Regions from separate parts of the Homo sapiens genome. Here region 2 is linked to region 1. A link is a loop called in an ENCODE intact Hi-C map of the cell type or tissue named here. Cell type or tissue: gastrocnemius medialis. All regions are shown on one strand. Links, peaks and the distances in the headings refer to the core of each region. The heading gives the core; the rest is flanking DNA.

What was found. A loop is a pair of places that touch in the nucleus more often than their neighbours do. Peaks named below come from ENCODE experiments on the same cell type or tissue, not always from the same donor. Only the 100,000 strongest peaks of a DNase experiment are listed, where the experiment ranks them.
Region 2: it touches region 1 in a loop (5-fold over the local background); 5 of 110 quality-filtered maps call a loop at or near these places.

What each region holds. Positions count from the first base shown.
Region 1 is chr12:26,023,272-26,034,861 of GRCh38, reverse strand. All of the region lies in intron 2 of RASSF8 (Ras association domain family member 8), which reads right to left. Among named protein-coding and RNA genes, the nearest start is that of RASSF8-AS1, 70 kb to the right of the region's middle. In gastrocnemius medialis, for the core only: a CTCF peak has its summit at 5,445 (motif pointing right); no DNase peak of the experiment used is centred there; H3K27ac peaks cover 372 bases.
Region 2 is chr12:24,986,396-24,997,985 of GRCh38, reverse strand. It overlaps LINC02909 (long intergenic non-protein coding RNA 2909), which reads left to right and starts at 521. Exons shown (of 4, transcript NR_171024.1): 1 at 521-754; 2 at 1,647-1,789; 3 at 1,919-2,179; 4 at 3,659-4,562. It also overlaps a transcript of IRAG2 not described here. In gastrocnemius medialis, for the core only: a CTCF peak has its summit at 6,322 (motif pointing left); no DNase peak of the experiment used is centred there.

The sequences.
Region 1 (11,590 bases), core at 4,027-6,526:
TTTTTTAGTTAGATGTTTTTTTTTAATGTAGCTTAAATATCATGAATTTTAATAGGCACATTACATGGAAAAGATGTAATAAATAATTTTGCTGTGTTTGGATCTTATCCCACCCTTGTTTGATTTCCCCTCATGCATTCTAGCTAGGATGTAAAAAGTAGGAGGTTCCTTAATTTCGAAATATGGGAAATAAATGCTGGAGGAAAAGGAATAGGAGTTACTTAGCCTGTCAGAAAGAATAATGATCTTTTTCTCCCCCCTAAGATTATTTGCTTAGTCATTCCCACTGAAAAGAATGAGTTTAATTTTGGAAGTGGTAGGAATGATAGAAATCCTAGATCAAGCTTGTCCAACATGTGGCCTGCGGGCTGCATGCGGCCCAGATGGCTTTAAATGCGGCCCAACATAAATGCATAATCTTTCTTAAAACATCATGAGATTTTTTTTTTTTTTTTACTTCATCTGCTATTGTTAGTGTATTTTATGTGTTGCCCAAGTCAATTCTTCTTCCAATGTGGCCCAGGGAAGCCAAAAGATTGAACACCTCTGTCCTAGACAGACCATAGGGCTATTTTGTCCTGCCCCTGTGGACTTAGGGACATTGACACATCTCCCCTCACTCCTACTCCTTCACCCCCAAATCCCAGCTAATGCTGTGATTATCTTAGTTGAACAGTGTGCCACGTGCTTACCATTTGCCCACCTCACTCCAGCCCGTTCTTCAACTACTCCCCACCTTTGTGAGGCAGCCACATCTCCCTGCCCTGCCATGTATTGCTTCCTCTGCTTGGAACATCTTTCTCCCCACTCCACCACCACCTCCCTGCTAGCTTGCTGGGGTCTGGTCGACATGATGGTGGTGGGGAGAAGGCACCAGCAGATCCAAGTGCTTCCTCTTTGCTAGGCACATACAACGACTCAGAATAATCCACTGAGGTCATGTTTTTATTCTCATCCCCATTTTACAAATGAGGCCCTGGAGGCTCAGAAAGGTGAACTAGTTGGAGACAATACAACTGGTAGGAGATGGGAGCTGAGATCTGAGTGGAGGCTGATTTGAGAGTCCTGGCATTCAACCTTTATCTGGAAGGTGGCAAACTTGACAGGGACAAGGCAGATGTGCATATTAAATGCAAAGAAACAGTTTTCACCTCCACAAAGAAATATGCCATTAAAAAATTTCAATACTTGGCTCTACGTTTCTTTCTTTCTATGAAGATGGATACTATTCATCTTATGCCTCTATCATTAAAAAAAAGAAACCCAACAGTGTTTGCAGAACTTATTTCCTTTTTCCCTCCAAAATAACAATCTGGATAATCATATTAATATCATTTTTCTAGCAAAACCACTTACATTCTAGAAAATGCTAATGTGCTTTTAGCATGAAAGAATGAAAATAATACCTAAGCTTTAACACAAATATAGTGGAAAAATATAAAAAGATGTGGAAGATCTCATTATTCTTGTCATTTTATATTGTGAAATCAAAAACATGCTATAAAACAATTTGTGGGTTTTCTGTTATGACCTGAAAGATCACAATTTTTACTTAGTGCTTCAATACATACATGAGAAAATACCAAATTCTTTTGCTCAAAGGAACTCCAGCATACCTTGAAATGGCCTGAGAGCTGAGCCTCAGTTTTGGTAAGAATGTGGTCTCCCACTGATCAACTTGATCCCCTCTGGTCTCATTACAGAGTATTTATGATTCAGCTGAACCATTTAGCAACATTTAAACCATCCTTAGTATTTACCTCAGGGGAAAAGTCACATTTCAAGGATAGTTGAAGTATCTAATATATTTAGTTGCTACTCTAAAGAAGACAGGCCTGCTTGAAAACAAGATCACAGCATACATTGCTCTCTGCAGGACCTCTGTGGGTAGGAAGCTCTTTCTTTTAACTGATTATGTAATATTTTAGCTTTGGTAGTAAAAGATTCCAGATGTTTACTCTAACAGCTTTGTAGACACATGGGGATTGATGTTAGACACATAATCACTGGTTTTGGAGCAGGGCCAATTGTGTACATACGCTGTTTAATTATGTTGACACTCCAGACATTTCAAACATCAACAGAATTTCTCAGCTCATATTCCCATTATGATTCCTGCTTTAAATGATTATAGATGGGTATGGAAACTGGGCATTACGCATGCTAATGAAATCTATCTAGCTCTTTTCACTTTTAATAGATTTGGAGGTTTCATGGGTTAAAACTCCCTTAAGCTATAAATTGCAGGTAAATATAATAAAAAAACTGCCAGGAAACATTTCCCTCAGAATTTTTTGTTGCATGCTAATGTAGCAATTTCAAAAAAATTTGTCATTGTTCTCCTTCCTAAAAATTCACATGTCACAAGGGAACCTTTGACTCAGCCATGAAACAGTCCCAAGAGTCCTAGAACTTGACTTTGGGAAATACTTCTCCATACAAACAGTGCTAGAAGTTTGTTTTCTATCAACATTCCAAAGTTTGTTACCTAGATGATTTGGAACAACCTGCTATGAGTACGAAAAACATACACAGAATTTTAATGTATATTAATGACTCAAATTTCTCCCACTTCCTTTCGGGGAAAATGAAGCAATAACATACACAATATTCCCATAAACTTTTTAAAAGACATTTCAAAGTTTTATATGTGAAAATGCAAAATGACTAGCTCATCACAAGAAAGGATAAACTGGGCTAACAAACTGCTACAAACTGAAGGACCTTTTCAAAAAAGCAAGCTCAATGGAAAATTCCCTGATTGGTAAATTTTCCAGATACAAAATTTCCAAGCATCTCAAGACCATAGTTCTCCTAAGTCACTACTTCTGGGATATGGGAAGTTTCCTTCATGTACTGTAAGCTGCTGACATCATGCACATAAATGTAAACCAAAACATGTATTTCATCAAAGTAACTAACATGATGATGAGAAACAGGATATTTTGAAACATATTTATAAGCAAAACATATAGGTCAGATTAAGCCATTGAAGCATCTCCTCAGATTTTTTAGATTACTCTGAATAAGAAATATTTTCAAAAATGATGGAAATATCTGTAGTTTTACATGTGTGGCTGCTATTGAAATCTCTATTAACCCTCTTTTTCTCAAGTTCTCCCATTCCCACTCTGATCCCGCAGACCCTACCTAACAAGTGCCTTTAGAAGCAGGCAAGCATTTTCTAGTCCTCTATTTTAAGTCTCTCAGACCACCAACTACTTACCATTCTTACTGCCAACAGCAATAGTTCCAAACCTTTATCATCTCAGGTCCTTATAATTTTATAGTTGCTTACACCTCTCTGTGATCCACCTGGCACACTGCCACCAAATCTGACCCTGCCCTCAGTTGGGCTCAAATCCTGTTAGTAACTCTACTGGGCCTGTGGCAGAAGCTTAACAAAGGGCTGCTGATTGAGTTCAAGAACTCTACACTGATTTCACACCATCATGATGAGGATGGATGGGTCTCACGTGTAACGATGAGCCAAAATATACTTTGAGAATCCAAGTTAAATGGCAGTGTTTAGAAAAAAAAATACTGAAACAATCTAGCATCTTGGGGTGTTGGAATTTTAAAGGTTTGACAATTGGCAAAATCAAAGTAATCCAGAAATCTAACCCAATGTACTGGCAGAGTATCACAAACCCTCATAATACCTCAAAAAAAAATGGGGCAGGGGGAGTCTACAAGTTAAATTTGGCACCAAGTTACTAGTTGTAAAATAAAGCTTATTTGATTGTTGTCTCAGGCATTACGTAACTGTAAAGAGTCTTCATTTATACTGAAAGCTGCAGCAGTAAAAGCTGCAGACATATTTAAGAAGAAATATCATATTTCCTACTGCTTCAACTCACTGTTCCTGACCATCTTGAAGGGGTCTGCAAGTTATGGCCCGCTACCTGGTTTGTAAATAAAGTTGAATTGAAAACAGTCGGGTTCATTCATTTACGTACTGTCTATGGCTGCTCATGTGCTACAATGAAGTTGAGTAGTAACAACAGGGACCATATTGCCTGCAAAGCCTAAAATATTTATTTACCTAGCCCCAAAACCAGGCACTTGTCTGGTACAGTATGGGTGAGGAAATACTTTTTAAGTCCTAACTTTGTTCCAGAAGTTAATCTGGGCTGCTTATCTACTAAAATCTAAGTTTAGGAAAAAAAAAAAAGATAACTTCGGGGATGTCTATTTGGTTTGAAAAGAAAGAAGTTAAATATTATTCACTTGACTAACATGTATTTCTAAGTGGGAATTTCTGTTGCACTGCAACATCTCAGCATTTTTACTATGGCATTAGTAACAGCACTGCAGAGCATCACAGGCTGTAAAAACATTTCCATGTGTGATAGACAAAAACCCAATACCGGAATAAAAGGAATAGAATCCATCTTATCCGGACAAGTGGTTTTAAAAAGTCATCCTACAGAGCCCTGCAGAACTTTCATTGAAAACAAGCACAATTACATGGAATGAATTTGTTTCTGCTTCTTGTAGCCCCTCTACCTGGGCTTATAAACCATGAGAAAGAAGGAAGATTTACACTGTCACAGAAAATACTTAAAAACCAAGGCTTTTGAATAAAATGAGTTTTTATTTTCTCCTGAATAAAACATTATTTGGATCATGGGGGGAAAAAAACCTACTAAGAATTATTTTATCACTAAGTGTAATTAATACAAGTCACTATAATGTTTATCAATTATATACTAGAAAACAAATGAACTGAAATCAACTTTGAGACAATTTAGACATACGGTATCATAATCAAAATCCCAAGAGAAAGATACTTTATCTTTTTGCCACATTTTATTTCAAAATTTATTTTTACAAAAAATAAATTAGTTGCCCTAAACTCTTTTTAAATAAAGTGATGCACAAATAAGCAAACCAGCAAAGACTGTAATAAAAACAAAACTGACGATTTGGTGGTCATTTACTGGCAGACTAAACAAGTTAAGAATAAATATCTCTGAGGAAGCAAGCCAATTAAATGTTGGTTAGATGGCTGATTCAAAGATAAATAGTAGCCAGGAGTATAACTCGGACGTCATAGTTTGAGATTGATTTTTTTTTCCTTTAACCAGTGGGTAAAACTGTTTTTCTGTTATAATAATAATGGTCAACATTTAAACCAACAGAGAAGTTTTAAGTTTTAATAACAAAAGAGTGCCAAGGAAATGATCTTGTTCCTCAGAACAAAAAATAATCTGTTAAGGAAATATTTTGGATCTCAAATTAAGGCCAATCATGAGTACAGAGCACAGCTGATGATTAACAGAAGATGCCGCATTTAAACACGGTGGCAGAAGACACTGATTTACTTCTAATGAATATATAGTACATTATAAAAAGTGACAAAACATAAACATATGAATATAATGTAAACAACAGTAAAAAGAAATCTTTTTGTTTCTTGAAATTGGGGCTTATGGTTTTAGCCACCAGAGGTCACCCTTCCCCAGACAGATTAAAAAGCAGGGCTTCTGAAGCACTGTCACTTACTGTGTATTTGTTAAAGGAATACAATAAAAAATAACATGGGTTGTCAATGTTCTTCTTTCCCCAGCTAAAACATATGTGAGGCTAGACCTGCCCCACACCTCTCCCTAATGCAGACATGCTGGTAATGGAGAAGAGGAGAGCTGCAAACAGCCTGAGAGGCTAAAGTGATCTACATGATAGACATGAGAAAAATCACTGAGGGGCGAGGGACAGGATGCAGTTCCCTGGTAGAAGAGAGACTTGTGGAATAGCACCATGCTAATGAGGGATAATGGAGAAAACTGGAAGAGGTTTCCAGAATTCTTACTGTTATCATAAACACAACCACTCCTGGACATTCTTCAACTAACACTGCAGTAAAATTTTATACGGCTTTTTTCAATTAGTTTTGCATGTCAAACCTAAGTATCGTGCACCAAATTTGGCTTTTTTTAAAAAAGCAAATTAGCCAGGGTTCCTCCAGAATTCAACATATACTTTTACAATAGAATTGGAGAGAAAGAGATCTTTAATCTATCCTAGTGCCTTGTACAAAATATACTCAGCAAATACTCTTCCTCATTCATCCCTCCTTACATATAATAAAGAGACCTTTAATTCATCATAGCACCTTATACAAAATATACCCAGTACACTCTTCCTCATTCACCCCTCCTTACATATAATACAAGAAGGAGCTGACAACCAAAAGTTTCAACCTCTTTTGTTTCAATTCTGTTAGTTAAGAGGGCCCAATTCTATTTATTGTCACTTACCGTAGCTGCAAGAAGTAAAATTCAAAGGTTAGAGTGGTTTTTAATAATTTCATGTACGTGGCCAAGGAACATGTAGACATTTATGATTACCAAGAAATTACAACCTTCCAAAGCACAGTATTTATTCCATGTAGCACCAAAGGAAATCCCAAAGAAAAGGTACTTAGCAGCCTAGTAGAAGTCCTTAGCAATTTCTTTGTGAAATACTTGGTTAGAATTCATTGTCTCACATTCCAACACACTGGCAAATAAGGTTATCACACATCATCATATCTTTTGATACCTAACAACTTTTTTCTCTAACTACATAGGAAAAGTACGCTCATTAAAAGATATTCAGAAAATGAAAAAGGCTTTTAGAAAATAAAATCACCTATACTTCCAAAGAGTACAGGGAAAGAAAATGAAGTTCTGAGTGAAACACTTTTAAAACACACAAATTAAATTTATACAGTCTCAAATTCTTTTAATTATAATTCATCCACATTATTCCCAAATCAACTATAATCTGTCCCCTGCTTTACCAATGACATAGTTCCAACAGGTTCACCAAGACCCCGATGCTGCATGGGCTTTCTTCATACTGTTTCCTATTTCCTTGCACCATCTTTGATGTCCCCAGAGCATCTGCACAGCTGACGTTCCTCACAGCCACTCCTTTGTCCTGACTTCTACATCCCGTTTTCCATGGCTTCTCCCACCCATCTGGTCATTCCCCTCTGTCATCTTCTGGGCTGTTCTTTTTCAGGCTAACATTATTGAATTTCTGGCTCAGTCCTCTATGCTTCTCATTCTATCCCCTCTCTCCCTAGGTGACCAAAGTAACACTCATGGCTTCAACAACTGAAACTACATGTTGATGTGCCTAACACATAATAGGTGCTTAATAAATGTTTAATCTTATCAATGGCTTAATGATTAGTAACTTTCCAATCTAATCTCCAGGAAATTCTCAGCTCCAAGGCCACAACCACACAGCAGAAGTCTCTTAGCACAGTTGAGACTGGTAACTGGCTGGTTAATCATAAAAGCAGGTTAAAGCAGTGAATCATGAAAACATGAAAGCATTTTGTACACTTAACTTTAACCAGATAAATACCCATTCATCTGCCAATATTTTTATAGTCAGGCCAACTCTTAAGTGAGGGCCTGCTGACCCTTCAGTGTCTTTCTTGCCTAAATCATACCCATGGTGAATTATCGGTGCTATCCAGCTTCTGTTTGTTTGTTTAAACAACAGCTTTACTGAGATATCATTAACATGCCATACAATTCACTTTAAGGCATACAGCTTGATAGTTTAAATATATTCACAAAATTATGGAACTATCACCAGTTACTTTTGGGACATTCTCATTACCCAAAAAATAACCCACATACCTATTAGCATTCACTGCCCATTTCCCATCAAATCCCCAGCCATAGGCGATCATTTACTTCCTTTCAGTCTCTATGGATTTGCCTACTCTGGATATTTCATATAAATAAAATCATACATGTGGTCAAGAATCATCCATATTGTAGTAAATATCTGTATTTCATTTTTTTATTGCCAAATAATATTTCATTGTATTGTTATATCACATCTATTAATTCAGATCATTTGGGTTGTTTCTATTTTTGGCTATTATGAATAATGCTGCTATGAACATTCATGTACAACTTTTTGCATGGACATATATTTTAACTTCACTTGGGTATGTAATTAGGAGCAGAATTGCTGGGTCATATGATAACTCTATGTGTAACATTTTCAAGAACTGCCAGACTGTTTTTCAAGGTAGCTGTAATATTTTACATTCCCACCAACAGTGTATGAGAGTTCTTATTCTTCACAATCTCACTCACACTCCTTATTAGCTGCCTTTTAAAATTAATATTACGCCTATAATCCCAGCACTTTGGGGGGCCGAGGTGGGCGGATCACTTGAGGTCAAGAGTTCAAGACCAGCCTGGGCAACATGGTGAAACCCTGTCCCAACTAAAAATATAAAAATTAGCCGGGCATGGTGGTGTGTGCCTGTAATCCTAGCTACTTGGGAGGCTGAGGCAGGAAAGTCACTTGAACCCGGGAGGTGGAGGTTGCAGTGAGCTGAGATCACGCCACTGCACTCCAACCTGAGCAACAAAGCGAGACTCCATCTCAAAAAATAAAAAATAAACTAACTAATATTACAGCCAACTTAGTATGAAATCATATCTTATTTTCATTTTCATTTCTCTGAAGGCTAATAACGTCAAACATCTTTTCATTTGCTGATTGGCCATTTGTACATAGATATTTGTCTACTGAGATACTTTGTCAATTTTCTAATGGGACTATTTGTCTTTTTTACGATGAAGTTCTTATATACTCTAAAAACAAGCTCCTTATCAAATTATTTGCAAATATTTTCCCATTAAAGTTGTCTTTTCACTTTTGATGGTGTCATGTGAACACAAATCTTTAATTCTGATGATGTCCTGTTTACCTATCTTTTCTTTTGTTGCTTGCACATTTGATGTCATTTCTAAGCAACTACTATTTAATTCAGGATCAAGAGGATTTATGCCTAAGTTTACGTCTATGAGTTTTATAGTTTTTCTTCTTACATTTAAGTCTTTGATCTACTTAATTTTTATATACGTGTATATAGGGGGCTAACTTCACTCTTTTGCACTTGGATATCCAACAGATCCATGAACATGAGATGTCTTTTTTTTTATTTTGGTCTTTAATTTCTTTCAACAATGTATTATAGTTTTCAGTGTATAACTTTTGCAATTTTTTGTGAAATTTATTCCTAAGCATTTTATTCTTTTTGATATTATAAATAGAAATATTTTCTGAATTTCATTTTTCAATTGTTTACTGATAGTATATAGAAATGCAATTAAATTTTGCATACTGATCTTGTATCCAGCAATCTTGTTGAATAGTTCTAATAGGTTTTTAATGAATTCCTTAAGATTTTTCCATATGCAAGGTAGTATTCTCTGCAAACAGAGTTAGTTCTTTTTCCTTTCCAATCTGAATGCTTTTTTTTTTTTTTTTTTGAGACAGAGTCTCACTCTGTCGCCCAGGGCTAGAGTGCAGCGGTGCGATCTCGGCTCACTGCCAGCTCCATCTCCCGGGTTCACGCCATTCTCCTGCCTCAGCCTGCCGTCCCGAGTACCTGGGAATACAGGCGCCCGCCAACACGCCTGGCTAATTTTTTGTATTTTTAGTAGAGACGGGGTTTCACTGTGTTAGCCAGGATGGTCTCGATCTCCTGACCTCGTGATCTGCCCGCCTCGGCTTCCCAAAGTGCTGGGATTACAGGCGTGAGCCACCACGCCTGGCCCTGAATGCCTCTTATCTCATGTTCTTGCCTAAGTGTCTCGCCTAAAACCTCCATCACAATGTTGAATAGAAATGGCAAGGGTGGAAATCCTTCTTTCTGATCTTCAGGAGAAAGCATTCAGTCTTTTGGCTGCGTGTGTGCGTGTGTTTATATGCCATTCATCAGGTTGACAAAGTTCCCTTCTATTCCTAGTTTGTTGAATGTTTTTTATCATAAAGAGGTGTTGAATTTTGTCAAATGCTTTTTTTATTGAAATAATCATGTAGTTTTTGTTCTTTATTCTATTGATGTAGTGTATTAAATTGACTTTTTTTTTTGAGACGGAGTCTCGCTCTGTTGCCCAGGCTTTGGAGTGCAGTGGCACAATCTTGGCTCACTGCAAGCTCCGCCTCCCAGATTCATGCTGTTCTCCTGCCTCAGCCTCCCAAGTAGCTGGGGCTACAGGCGCCCGCCACCACGCCCGGCTAATTTTTTGTATTTTTTAGTAGAGACAAGGTTTCACCATGTTAGCCAGGATGGTCTTGATCTCCCGAACTAGTGATCCACCTGCCTCAGCCTCCCAAAGTGCTGGTATTACGGGCGTGAGCCACAGCGCCCGGCCTAAATTGACCTTTTATATGTCTAACCAACCCTTGCATTCCTAGGAAAAATCTCACTTGGTTACAGTGTACAGTCATTTTTATACACTGCTAAATTTAGTTTGCAAGTGTTTTTTGAGAATTTTTGCATCTGTATTTATTTAAAAATTGCTGTGTAGTTTTCTTGTAAAGTTTTGTCTGGTCTTGGTATCAGGGTAATTCTGGCCTCGCAGAATGAGCTGAGACATGTTCTATCCTACTTTTGGAAGAGTTCATGAAGAATTGGTATTAACTCTTGCTAAAATGTTTGGCAGAATTTACCAGTGAAGCCATTTGGACGGAGACTTTTCTTTGTGAGGAGATCTTTATTCCAATGAGATACAGAAATGTTACTCCAGGCTGGGCGTGGTGGCTCATATCTGTAATCCTAGCATTTGGGGAGGCTGGGGTGGGAAGATTGCTTGAGGCCAGGAGTTCAAGACCAGCCTGGGCAACAGAGCAAGACCTCATCTCAATTCAAAATTTAAAAAAAGAAAATAATGAATTGTTATTCCAGTACAAGTATTTCCTCTTCCCAGTTTTTGTGTCTTTATTGTGATACATACTATGTAAGACAATATCTATGTACCTTACAAACCCCAAAATAAGCCATTACACTTATTACTTTGTAGAATTATTTGACTATCAAATAAATGAGCTGAGGTAAGTAAGAATGGCAAGCATATAGACAGAATTTGCTATGTTAATCTTATTTACCATTCCTCGTTCTCTTCATTTCTTCCTGTGGATTTATCATGTGGTATAATTTCCTTATTCCAATACATCTTTGCATCACCTATCATCTCCTTTGTGTTGGTGTTATGAAATATATTACATCTCCATCTTTTGAAAACTCAACAATCAAATCTATACTTTTTTTATAATTTCTTTTAAAATCAGTTACTAGAATAAAAAAAGAACAAACACACATCTATACTATCTTTTGTAATTAACTAATTACCTTTCCTGTTTTTTTTTGTTTTTTGTTTTTTTTGTTTTTAATGCGGATTCAAATTACCGTCTGGAGTTACTTGCTTTTATCCCAAATAACTTCCTTTAGTATTTCTTGTTAAGATGGATCTGTTAACAACAAATTCTCTCAAGTTCAGTTGATCTGGAAATGTGTTCATTTTGCATAAAATTGTTAGTTAAAAATTCTTTTTCAGCTTTTTGAAAGTGATCCCACTCACTGACTTCTGATTTTCATTGTTTCCGATGAGAAGTCAGCTATTAATCTTAATGTTTCCTTTTAAGCAATAACACTTTTCTATTGCTGCTTTTTAAGATTTTCTCTTTATCTTTCAGCATTTTTACTATGATGTGTCTCTTTGTGTTTATCTTACTTGGAAATTGTTGAGCTTTTTGAGTGTATAATGTTTTCTATCAA
Region 2 (11,590 bases), core at 4,933-7,432, 1.0 Mb after region 1:
TGAAAATGGCAGGATTAATTTAAATTTCCAAAAGCTCCATTGAAAACAATTTGAGATTTGCCTGTGGTGACAGCAACATATCTGGGGAATCTCACTTTATCACTCTCAGCTACCCATCTTTTTTCCCTATTTGTAGAGTGTTTTTCTTTTCAGATTTGTTTCAAGTTTTCAATGAACTCTGTTGAACCTCTAATATAGACTTATTGGAGGTTTGTCCCTTTTGCCACAAGCATTTTGAGGTTGAGACACAACAGAACAGCCTACATCTGATATTGCTTTTCCCTGGTTAGGGCGGTACTTTCTCGGCCTTCGATGACTAAAGGCCAGCATCAGCCAAAATTTAATTATTTCGTTGGGGAAAACTCACCACCTTATTTTCGCTTGACTTCGCCAGTGCTCCAAGAACCATCTGAGAACTGGGAAGAAAGAGTGGAGACCTACAGGTCAGATGACATGGGTGGAGCCCATTTCTACAGAGTGGCTTGGGCTGAGGTAAAAGAAGCTAGAGAAGAGAGCCGCTGATGCACTGCACCTGCCTAGGCTGGAGTTAAGGTACTAATCACAGCAGCAGTGCTGGGAAAGATGCCTAGGAAGGATGAGGATGACAGGCACTATTTTGGTGTGCTCCCCACCACAGCAATAACAGAAAGATAGTCCAGGTGCAGTGTCTTTCACCTGTAATCCCAGCACTTTGGGAGGCTGAGGTGGGAGGATCGCTTGAGCCCAGGAGTTCAAGACCAGCCTGGGCAACATGGTGAGACCCCCCCCCACCCCCGGTCCCCGCCCGGCTCTACAAAAAACAACACACTAAAGCTCATCCTGATTATACTTTCTAATCAGATGAAGGAAAATTATTTTTAAGTTAAATCTCATACTTTTTCTTTTGTTTTTTGGAAATGGAGTGTTGCTTTGTTGCCCAAGCTTGAGTGCAGTGGCACGATCTCAGCTCACTTCAATCTCTGCCTACTGGGCTCAAGCCACTCCCCCACCTCAGCCTGCCAAGTAACTGAAATGACAGGGGCATGCCACCACAGCCAGCTAATTTTTGTATCTTTTGTAGAGATGGGGTTTTGTTGTGTTGCCCAGGCTGGTCTCAAACTCCTGAGCTCAAGCGATCTACCTGCCTCAGTCTCCCAAGGTGCTGGGATTACAGGTGTGAGCCATTGCGCTCAGCCTGGTCATTATCATTTCTATCACCAGGTGAGAGCAAAGGGGAGTCAAATACTGGGGAATAAGAACTGGGGCTCTGAGTTTAAATAACCTGAGTTCAAACCCCAGTTCTGCTGCTTACTAGCTTTGTGATCTTGGACAAATTATTTAACCATATGTGCTTCAGTTTCTTCATCTGTAAAATTGCATCAATATCATGCAATGACCTCCGGGTGTGCTGCAGGGATTAAATGAGGTTAATACGCAGATGGCCCTCAGAACCATGTAGCACATTCTGAGCTCTCAGTAATGTTGTTATGATGCACTTTCTGAAACTCCTTTAACTTATCCAATACTAGAGGTCCTCTTAAAGCACCAAATAGCACCTAGAAAGAAATGACCAAGTAACCCGCTCCTCTCATTAGATTTGCTGTTTAATTTCCCATGAAATAACCTATTATAACATCCATGCTTGCGATCTGCTTATCAATCCACAGATACCGAAACTGGCAACACCCAGAGACATTTCCCTCCTAGTCATAAAGGAAGCCAGCAGCAGAGCCAGAAATAATATTCAAATTCTGGATCCACTAGACCATATTGCCCGTCTGACAAATTATACGCTTACATCCTGCTTCAGGTGAGTCTAGTATACCTGATGTTTCTCAGAGCAGTGAAAGGAATAACCTGAACAATAAATTCCAACGAACCTGTAATGAATTGCATTAACATGTTATTTCATTATTTATGTAATATTACCTCCTGACAGTTCTAATAAGGTACCCACAATGCCGGGTTCTCTACCCACTGGGAGCAAACAAGGGAACGTGCAGACGCTGGACAGCATACGATGGATGCCTGCAACTCCTGTACCTGCCCCCGAATGCCACCAGAAATATGCCATCTCTACTGAAACAGCTTTTCCAACCCTGAGCACGTTTATGAACACGGAAAAGAGTGTAAAGGGGTCAAATGCAGACTTTACAAAAAGAAACCCAAGATGGAGATTCCTGTTCGGGATATACTGCAGGTGGGGTTCATAACAACATAGTCCTTTACTTGCCAAGTAATCTGAAAGCAACTAATTAGAGAACCTGTAAGGGATGCCAATCCCAGTTTTCAAAATGGCATTTCAAGGAAATTAAATCTTATCATGTAAATAGGTCAAGAAATCCGTTTAAATAACGTATCTGCTTCTCTCTAGGTAATCTACAATGTTGTTAGACTATCAAGCCAGTAGTTTTAAATATGTGTTGGAGCTCCAGGATTAATCCCTGGTTGATCTGAGGGAGTCACTTTGTCTAACCAAATACAAATGAGGTGGGAGGTGTATGGTTGAGAGGCACTATTAGAAGAAAGGGGCCAGGTGCAGTGGCTCATGCCTGTAATCCCAGGACTTTGAGAGGCCCAGGCAGGTGGATTGTTTGATCCCATGAGTTTGAGACCAACCTGGGCAACATAGAGAAACCCTATCTCTACCAAAAATACAAAATTAGCCAGGCAGGGTGGCGCATGCCTATAAACTCAGCTACTCAGGAGGCTGAGGCAGGAGAATCACTTGAATCCAGAAGGTGGAGGTTGCAGTGAGCCAAGCCATTGCACACCAGTCTGGGCAAAGAGTGAAACTCTGTCTCAAATAAAATAAAATAAAATAAAATAAAATAGTAAATCTGCTGACCTTCCCTCCACTATTGTCCTGTGACCCTGCCAAATCCCCCTCTGCGAGAAACACCCAAGAATGATCAATAAAAAATAAAAATAAAAAATAAATAAATAAATAAAATAAAATAGTAAAAAATAAATTAGCCAGGCATGGTGGCACGCACCTGTAGTCCCGCTGCTTGGGAGGCTGAAGTGGGAGGATCAAGCTTGAGTCTGGGAAGTCGAGGCTGCAGTTAGCCAGTAGAGATTGCACCACTGCACTCCAGCCTGGGTGACAGAGCAACACCCTGTCTCAAAAACAACAATAATAAAAACAAACAAAGGAAAGAAAAGAAGAAAACCAGATAATGGACTCCTTCTCCAGTACATGCATGGCCAAACATAACTTTTATTTTTCAAAACCCACTCTATGTAAAATGCACTATTTATTTCTCATAATATACTCTTTAATGTGCTTATATTCTAGGTATCATTGCCTTTAAGTTGCTTTTTTAAATGAAGTATCATTATTATTATTATTTGAGACAGATTCTGGCTCTGTTGCTCAAGCTGGAGTGCAGTGGTGTGATCTTGGCTCACTGCAACCTCTGCCTCCCTGGTTCAGGCAATTCTCATGCCTCAGCCTCCCAAGTAAGTGGGACTACAGGCGTGCGCCAACATGCCCAGCTAATTTTTGTATTTTTAGTAGAGACAGAATTTCACTATGTTGTCCAGGCTGGTCTCTAACTCCTCAAGTGATCTGCCTGCCTCGGCCTCCCAAAGTGCCTGTGCCCAGCCTTTTAATTGGACTTTAATGTGCAAATGCAGTCTCTTCAGAAAGCCTTTTTTTCTTCTTTTTTTAAATCAGCCTACATCATGCTATGACAATTTTCATATAAAGATGCTGTCTCGGAAAGAAAAGGATTGGGAGTTTGAATGATCTATGGCTTCCATTCCAAAAAGGATTACTACAGAAGTAATTACTTTGAAAGAAAAGTGATAATATGTTTTTGGAGAAAGGTGGAAATGAAGCAAGGCCCTGAATATATTACCAAGATGCATATTACACTGAATGAAATCATCCGTTGCCCTTCCGGATCTATCCCGTGGATGCAGAGCAAGAGCAACCCATCTTTGTTCAGCATCCCAGGAGACAGGCCTCTATTGACAGCATCAGTCTGGCTCCTTTGCCCTCTGATTTCCCATTGAATGTGGCCAGTGGGAGGGCCCAGCAGATGGAGGGCCAGGAGGAGGAAGAGTCTGCAGCATTTGTTCTCCTGGCTCCCACCCTGCCAGGTCTCTGTCTGACAGTGGCTCACGCTTTTCCACAGCCCCTGTCAGGTGGCCTCTCCCAAAGTGACAGTGTTCACTTGGTTCTGTAAGTGTTTTCTCCATTGCCTCTTGCCAGGGAGGGTAATGGCTTCCTAGAGCCAGATGCCAGCACCTGAGGTTGCCCACCACCCCATGCTGTTTCCCTTAACCCTGCCTACACTTTCAAGAATTGAAACTCTTTGCAGCCTCCTTTTTTTTTTTTTTAAAAAAAGGTACTATCGATTTCCTAAAGGACCGTGAGTGATATACACTCAGAGATTCTTTTGTCATGTTACTTTCCGTAGCTCAATATGGCTGTTATCCACATTATACAAAGAACATAATACCTACCTTAAATTTTTAATATTTTGTCTTTATTCTTCAACTCTGTGTAGCATTTCCTTCTGGTTAAGAACATGCAGATAATCCAAATAAACAGATTTGACTAAAAGAAAAAAAAACTCTACTAACTTTCATATAAATTTTTTTTTTGAGAGAGAGAGAAAGGAAGTCTCACTCTGTCACCCAGGCTATAGGGCAGTGGTGCAATCACAGCTCACTGCAGCCTTGACCTCCTGGGTTCAAGCCCGATCCTCCCACCTCAGCCTCCCGAGTAGCTGGAACTACAGCCATGCTACACCTAGCTAATTTTTGTATTTTTAGTAGAGACAGGGTTTCACCCTGTTGCCCAGGCTGGTCTCAAACTCCTAAGCTCAAGAGTCTACCTGCCTTGGCCTCCCAAAATGTTGAGATTACAGTTGTGAGCCACTAAACCTGGCTAGTTTTAAAAGTTTGCTAGCTGATGCCAAATTGGTTTCCATAGAGGTTGTACCAATTTACAGTCTCACCAACAATCTGTGAGCCTGCTTGTTTCCCCACACCCTCACGAACACAATATGTTGGTCTTTGCCAATCTGATAGGTGAAATATAGCATCTCATTATTTTAATATGCATTTCTCAAGAGGCATGGTGACTCACACCTGTAATCCCAGCATTTAGGGAGGCAGAGGCAGGAGGATAGCTTGAGTTCAAGACCTGCCTGGGTGATATAGTGAGACCCCCCCCCCATTCTCCACAAAAAGGAAAAAAAAAAAGACCAAAAAACAGTGTAATTTGTGATTTCTTTCCTTATGAATATGGTTTCATGTGTTTAAAGCCATTTGTATTTCCATTTCTATGTTTTATTTGTATGCTTTGGTCATTTTTGAATGGGGCTTGATTTTATCAATACACAAAAGCTCTTTACATATTACAAGATTTAGTTCTTTGTAGGATGTGTTACAAATACATTTTCACCAGGTGTTATTTGTGTTTTTTGTTTATGGTGTTTTTGCCACACAGATTTTTAAAAATGTGCAGTCAAATTTCAATCTTCTTTCTTATACCTTCTGAGTTCGTGTTAGCCTTAGAAAGCTTTCGTGACTCAAAAATCATAAAGACATTCTCCTCTGTTTTTCTCTAGTGTCTTTGATTTAATATATTTGGAATTTATCTTTGTATAGAGAGATGAAACTATACCTTCATTATTTTTCAGATGGCTACCCAATTTTCCCTAAGAAATTACCCTACAAATATACTTGCACATATTTACAAAGATAAATGTAAAAATACACTAATTTACTAATGTTTGGAAAGGCAAAATATTTAAAATAACCTTACCATCTATCAACAGAGGACTGGTTACATAAATTTCTGTTTATTTACACACTGGAATAAAATATAGCTGTTTAAAAGAAAGATGTTCTATAAGTACTGATATGGAATCCCAAAATTATGGGCTTGTTTATAAATCAACCCTAAGCTGAAGAATAGCACTTATAGCATTTCTGATTTAAAATACAAAACAAAACAAAAAACACATACAATACAAACACAAAACATAACAGACATACACATAAATACAGAAGAAACTGGAGACAATGATAACCTTGGAAGAGAAAATTGAGGAACTAGAGGACTGGGATAGAAGAAAGAGTTAATTATTTCTGTACATTTTTGTACCATATTCATGTACAGTATCATCTATTTAAATTCACAAATAAAGGCAAGAAAAATATAGATTTTTAAAACTGAAGGTATTATGTTTATGTTTGGGTGGCTGATTCATTATCACATAATACAGATTTGTAAGATAATGTCATTTACAGTATTGAAGCCTGCCTGTTAGTTCAGCGAAACACGCTTTATACGTGTGAAAATATGGATAAGTAGCACCCTCTGCTGGTAAGTAGTTGGAAGTCATTAATAAACCTACCTATGATTTATCTTATTCTCAATGTTGTGATTACTGGTTCGTGAGCTCAAATTGTGTATCATAAGAAAGATTTTTTTTTTTTTAAAAGAAGTCCGGGCACAGTGGCTCATGGCTGTAATCCCAGCACTTTTGGAAAGCTGAGGCAGGTGGATCGCTTGAGCTCAGGAGTTCGAGACCAGTCTGTGCAACATGGCGAAACCCCCACCTCTACTTAGAAATATAAAAATTAGCCAGGCATGGTGGGTGCATGCCTGTAGTCTCAGCTACTCAGGAGGCTGAGGTGGGAGGATTGCTTGAGCCAGAGGAGGTCAAGGCTGCAGTCAGCTGTGATTGTGTCACTGCACTTGAGCCTGGGTAACAGAGCGAGACCCTGTCTCAAAAAAAAAAAAAAAAAAAAAAAAGAATGATAATATTTGGTAGCATAATATTTAAAATATCACTGTGGGGACTTTTTTAAGTTACAAAAATCACACATTTTGGTAGCAGTCCTCAATTCTAGTGCCTTAACTCTTGTCTGGGTGCAGAACTCTATTTTGATGATGTAGGAACATTGAGGATAAAATAACTTTTTAACAATAGTTGCAACTGACAATTGTCACCAATGTGTATAAAAGTAAGCATTATTGTATATGTTTGCCTTGTCTGTCTGCCTATTTTCATCATGCCCATCACCATTATAATTCATTCATTCAACAAATACTGAGTACTTGGTAGGATCAGGCATGTTGTAGTGCTAAGGATAAACAGTGAACAAAACAGACAAACTTCCTGCTCTCATACAGCTTACTTTTCACAGGGGGAGACAGAAAATTAACATAATAGGCCAAAAAATATAGCATGTTATGGGCTGATAAATGCCAAAGGAAAATATAAAAATACAAAGAATGAGTTTGGTGGGAGGTTTGCAGTTGTAGACAGGGTAGCCCAGGAAGGGCTCTCCAGGAGGCATATTTGAGTAAAGACCTGAGGAAGTGAAGGAACTGGGGAGAGGACACTTGAGGAAATGTATTCAGGCAGAAGGAAGGGCAGATGCAAAGGACCTGAGGTGCAAGTGTGCCTGACATGGCCAAGAAACAGCAAGGAGGTCAGCGGGGCTGGAGTGACCTGAATACAGGGGAGAGTGGCAGGAAATGAGGGCGGAGCACTAATGCCAGGGGAAAATTATACAGGATCTTAGGGTTATAGGACATTGGCCTTTGCTCTAAGGGAGATGGGACGCCTCTGGAGAATTTTAAACGGAGCAGAATTGTGCTCTGAATAAATGAATAAATTGAAGAGAGTCTGAAGAGAGTTAACGGCAGAAATAGTGAGACAAGTTAGACGTTTACAGCAATAATCCAGGGCCAGGCACAGTGGTTCATGCCTGTAATCCCAACACTTTGGAGGCCAAGGTAGGAGGATCATTTGAGCCCAGGAGTTTGAGACCAGCCTGGGCAACACAGTGAGACCCCATCTCTACAAAAAATAAAAGTTAAAAAATCAGCTGGGCATGGTGGCATGCACCTGTAGTCCCAGCTACTCAGGAGGCTAAAGAGGGAGGATCGCCTGAGTCTGGGAGGTCGAGGCTGCAATGAGCCATGATTGTGTCACTGCATTCCAACCTGGTTGACAGAGCAAGACCCTATCTCAAACAAGCAAACAAACAAACCCAAAAAACTCCACAATATTTCTAGAGGAGAAATGATGACAGTAAATTGTAGATAGATAGATAGAGAGAGAGAGAGATAGAGAGAGAGAGAGGGAGATAGACTGTTAGATGAGACAGAATATGTTAGCAGACCAAATGTGGGTATGAGAATAAGAGAGTAATAAAGAATGACTTCAAGATTTTGACCTCAGCAACGGGAAAAATGTAGCTGCCATTGATTGAGATGGTTTCGAGAACAGGAGGAATACCAGGAGCTGTTTTAGAATGTGAAGTCTGAGATGCTATTAAGGCCAGGCATGGTGGCTCAAGCCTATAATCCTAGTACCTTGGGAGGTCAAAGTGGGAGGATCACTTGACCTCAGGTTCAAGACCAGACACAGTGAGACTTTGCCTCTATTAACTTAAAAAAAAAAGAGGCTATTAAATATTCAGGTGAATGAAAAGCCCCTTAGGGTTGCTTTTCACCCAGTTCACTCAGAGTAATTTGTTTTTCTTTGTTTGTTTTAATTGAGAAGTCAAAATTGCATGCATTTATGGTGTACACCATGCGGTTTTGATATATGTACATATTGTGAAATGACTATATCAAGCATTTAACATATGCTTTATTCCACATGCTTATCATTTGTGTGTGTGTGACTAGAACACCTAAACTCTACTGTCTTAAGCAATTTTCAAGCATACAATATATTGTTGTTAACTATAGTCACCATGATATACAATAGATCTTTCGAACTTATTTCTTCTGAAATCTTATGCCCTTTGACCAATATCTCCCCAATCCTCCCACCAAACCCAGAATAGTTCTTTATTGTCCTATTTTATGTATTAATCTTGTACATAAAATGCATTTGTAGGCCAGGCACGGTGACTCACACCTGTAATCTCAGTACTTCGGGAGGCTGAAGTGGGAGGATTGCTTGAGCTCAGGAGTTTGAGACCAGCCTGGACAATATAGCGAGACCTCATCTCTAAAAAATAATAAAATAAAATAAAATAAAAATAAAATGCGTTTGTATAAAGTACAAAGTCAAAAAAATGAAGTGGAAATGTCAAATAGGAATTTGGATATACGTCTGGATTCAAGGGAGAGGTTTTGGGTCGAAGATAAAAATCTGGGAGTCCTGAGCCTACAGGTGGCACTTCGAGCTGCGAGAGCTCTTGAGATCACCCAGGGTGTGAAGGCAGACAGAGAAGGGAAGTCCAGGGCTGAGCCCTACTGCACATCAGCACTCACCAGTCTGAATGATGACATGAGGAGGAACTAGCAAGAGACTGAAAAGGAACAGCAGAAAGGTAGGTGGAAAATCAGGTGAGTGCAGTGTCCTGGAAGCCAAGTGGACAAAGCATTTTACGGAGAAGAAAGTAATGGGCTGCTGATAGGACAAGTAAAATGAGGACTATGAAACGATCTTGGATTAGTAGTGAAGGAGGAGGTAATTGGTGATCTTGATGAAAGCAATTTCATTATAACTTGTTCAAAAGTGAATGGGGGAGAGAAATGAGAAACTGCCAAGATGGATACTGCTTTTTAAGAGTTTGCTGTGGGCCAGGCGCGGTGGCTCACGCCTGTAATCCCAGCACTTTGGGAGGCTGAGGTGGGCGAATCACCTGAAGTCAGGAGTTCAAGACCAGCCTGGACAACATGGTGAAACCCCGTCTCTACTACAAATACAAAATTAGCTGGGCGTGGTGGCTCATGACTGCAATTCCAGCTACTTGGGAGGCTGAGGCAGGAGCATCGCTTGAACCCGGGAGGCAGAGGTTGCAGTGAGTGAAAATTTTGCCATTACACTCCAGCCTGGGCAACAAGGGAGAAACTCTGTCTCAAAAAAAAAAAAAAAAAAAAAAATTGCTGTAAAAGGAAGGAAAGAAATGGATACTAGCAGACAGAGAAGTGGAGTTAATGGAGTTTTTGTTTTAGTTGGGAGAAATAACTGCATGTTTGCATGTTTATGGGAATTATCATCAGGAGGGGGAGACTGAGGATGCAGAAGAGAGAGATGAGAATGGCAGAACCTGTCCTTGAGCATGAGTCAGGGGTGACTCTAAGTGCACAGGTGGTGGGACTTCACCAGCAGCAGAGACAGGTGATTCCTAAGAAGAAGGGAAGGTTGGAGTGTGGGCACAGGTGCAGATGGGCAGTTATAGGGGAGGGAGGTGGGGATGATTTCTTCTGATTGCTTCAACTATCTCAGCAAAGCTGTAGGGAGGAAGTGTTAAATAAGGGAGAGGAGAAAGTATAAAATAATCTAGGGGAGAATGTGAGAGAGAAGGGATTAGGGAAACACTGTATGACTGCTGGGCAGCATGAAAGACTGCATGAAAATTCATGGTCCCAAATTTAATAGGAGAGCAGCTAGCACAGTTTTATGTCTTTTAACTGCATGGCTGCAGGCACGGAGCAGGTGGGGAGTTGCAGTTAACTAGGGGTGTGATCTATCCAAGCAAGTATGATGTGAGAAGTAAGAAGGACTTAGTAGAGTTGAATGTATGCAAAGTAGTGACTCTACTGATGACCATAGGATGTAAACTAGGTAGGGAGAAAACAAATGACACAAGTGTGGGGATGAGGGACATTATAATAGTAATAAAGTCAGTGGATTAAAGATTCTGGTAAGATAGAAGGTTGGTGAATTTGAGATACTACAAGGAGTGAGCTGGAAAGTTAGCAGGTGTTTGTCAAAGTGTGGAATACAGCACTTGAGATAGGACAGGGCTGCAGCTATTGTTAATAAGGTCAAGGGTATGGCAGTATCCATGTGGTGCTAATTCTGTAGGCATGCAGAAAGCAAGAGTTGCAGAGGCTGTGGAGTGAGTGGCTGTATGCACTCTCTACTTATCTCTGCTGGTTTCCATTTCTTTCCTTTCTTTCACAGCAAACTCTTTTTTTGAGAGAGAGGGAAAGAGTCTCACTCTATCGCCCAGGCTGGAGTGCAGTGGCGCGATCTTGGCTCGCTGCAAACTCTGCCTCCTGAATTCAAGCGATTCTCCTGTCTCAGCTTCCAGAGTAGCTGGGATTACAGGGGTGCACCACCACGCCTAGCTAACTTTTGTATTTTTAGTACAGACAGTGTTTTACCATGTTGGCAAGGCTGATCTCGAACTCCTGACCTCAAGTGATCGGCCTGCCTTGTCCTCTCAAAGTGCTGGGATTATAGGCATGAGCCACTGTGCCCGGCCCAGCGAACTCTTAAAAAGCAGTGTCTGTACTCACAGTCTCTAATTTCTCTCCACCCATTCACTTTAGAACATATTATAGTGAAATTGCTATCATCAAGATCACCAATTGCCACCTCATTTATTATTATATAAATCCAAGGTCATTTCACAGTCCTCATTTTACTTGTACCCGTAGTTTATATTCTGCCTCCAAGAGGAGGCCTCATAGGGCATCTAGTGACTGAATTATATGATTTAGGTGCACTGTTTATACATCTGTGTTGGGTGTACTTTTGAAAATAGTCACTTGGGTGGTTCATGTGTCCATATTATATACTAGAACACCAAATAGAATGCATACTAGTATTTTTTAAATGAAAGAGGTATTTCATTCCTCCCAAATGTGCAATCATAAGTGCTTGAA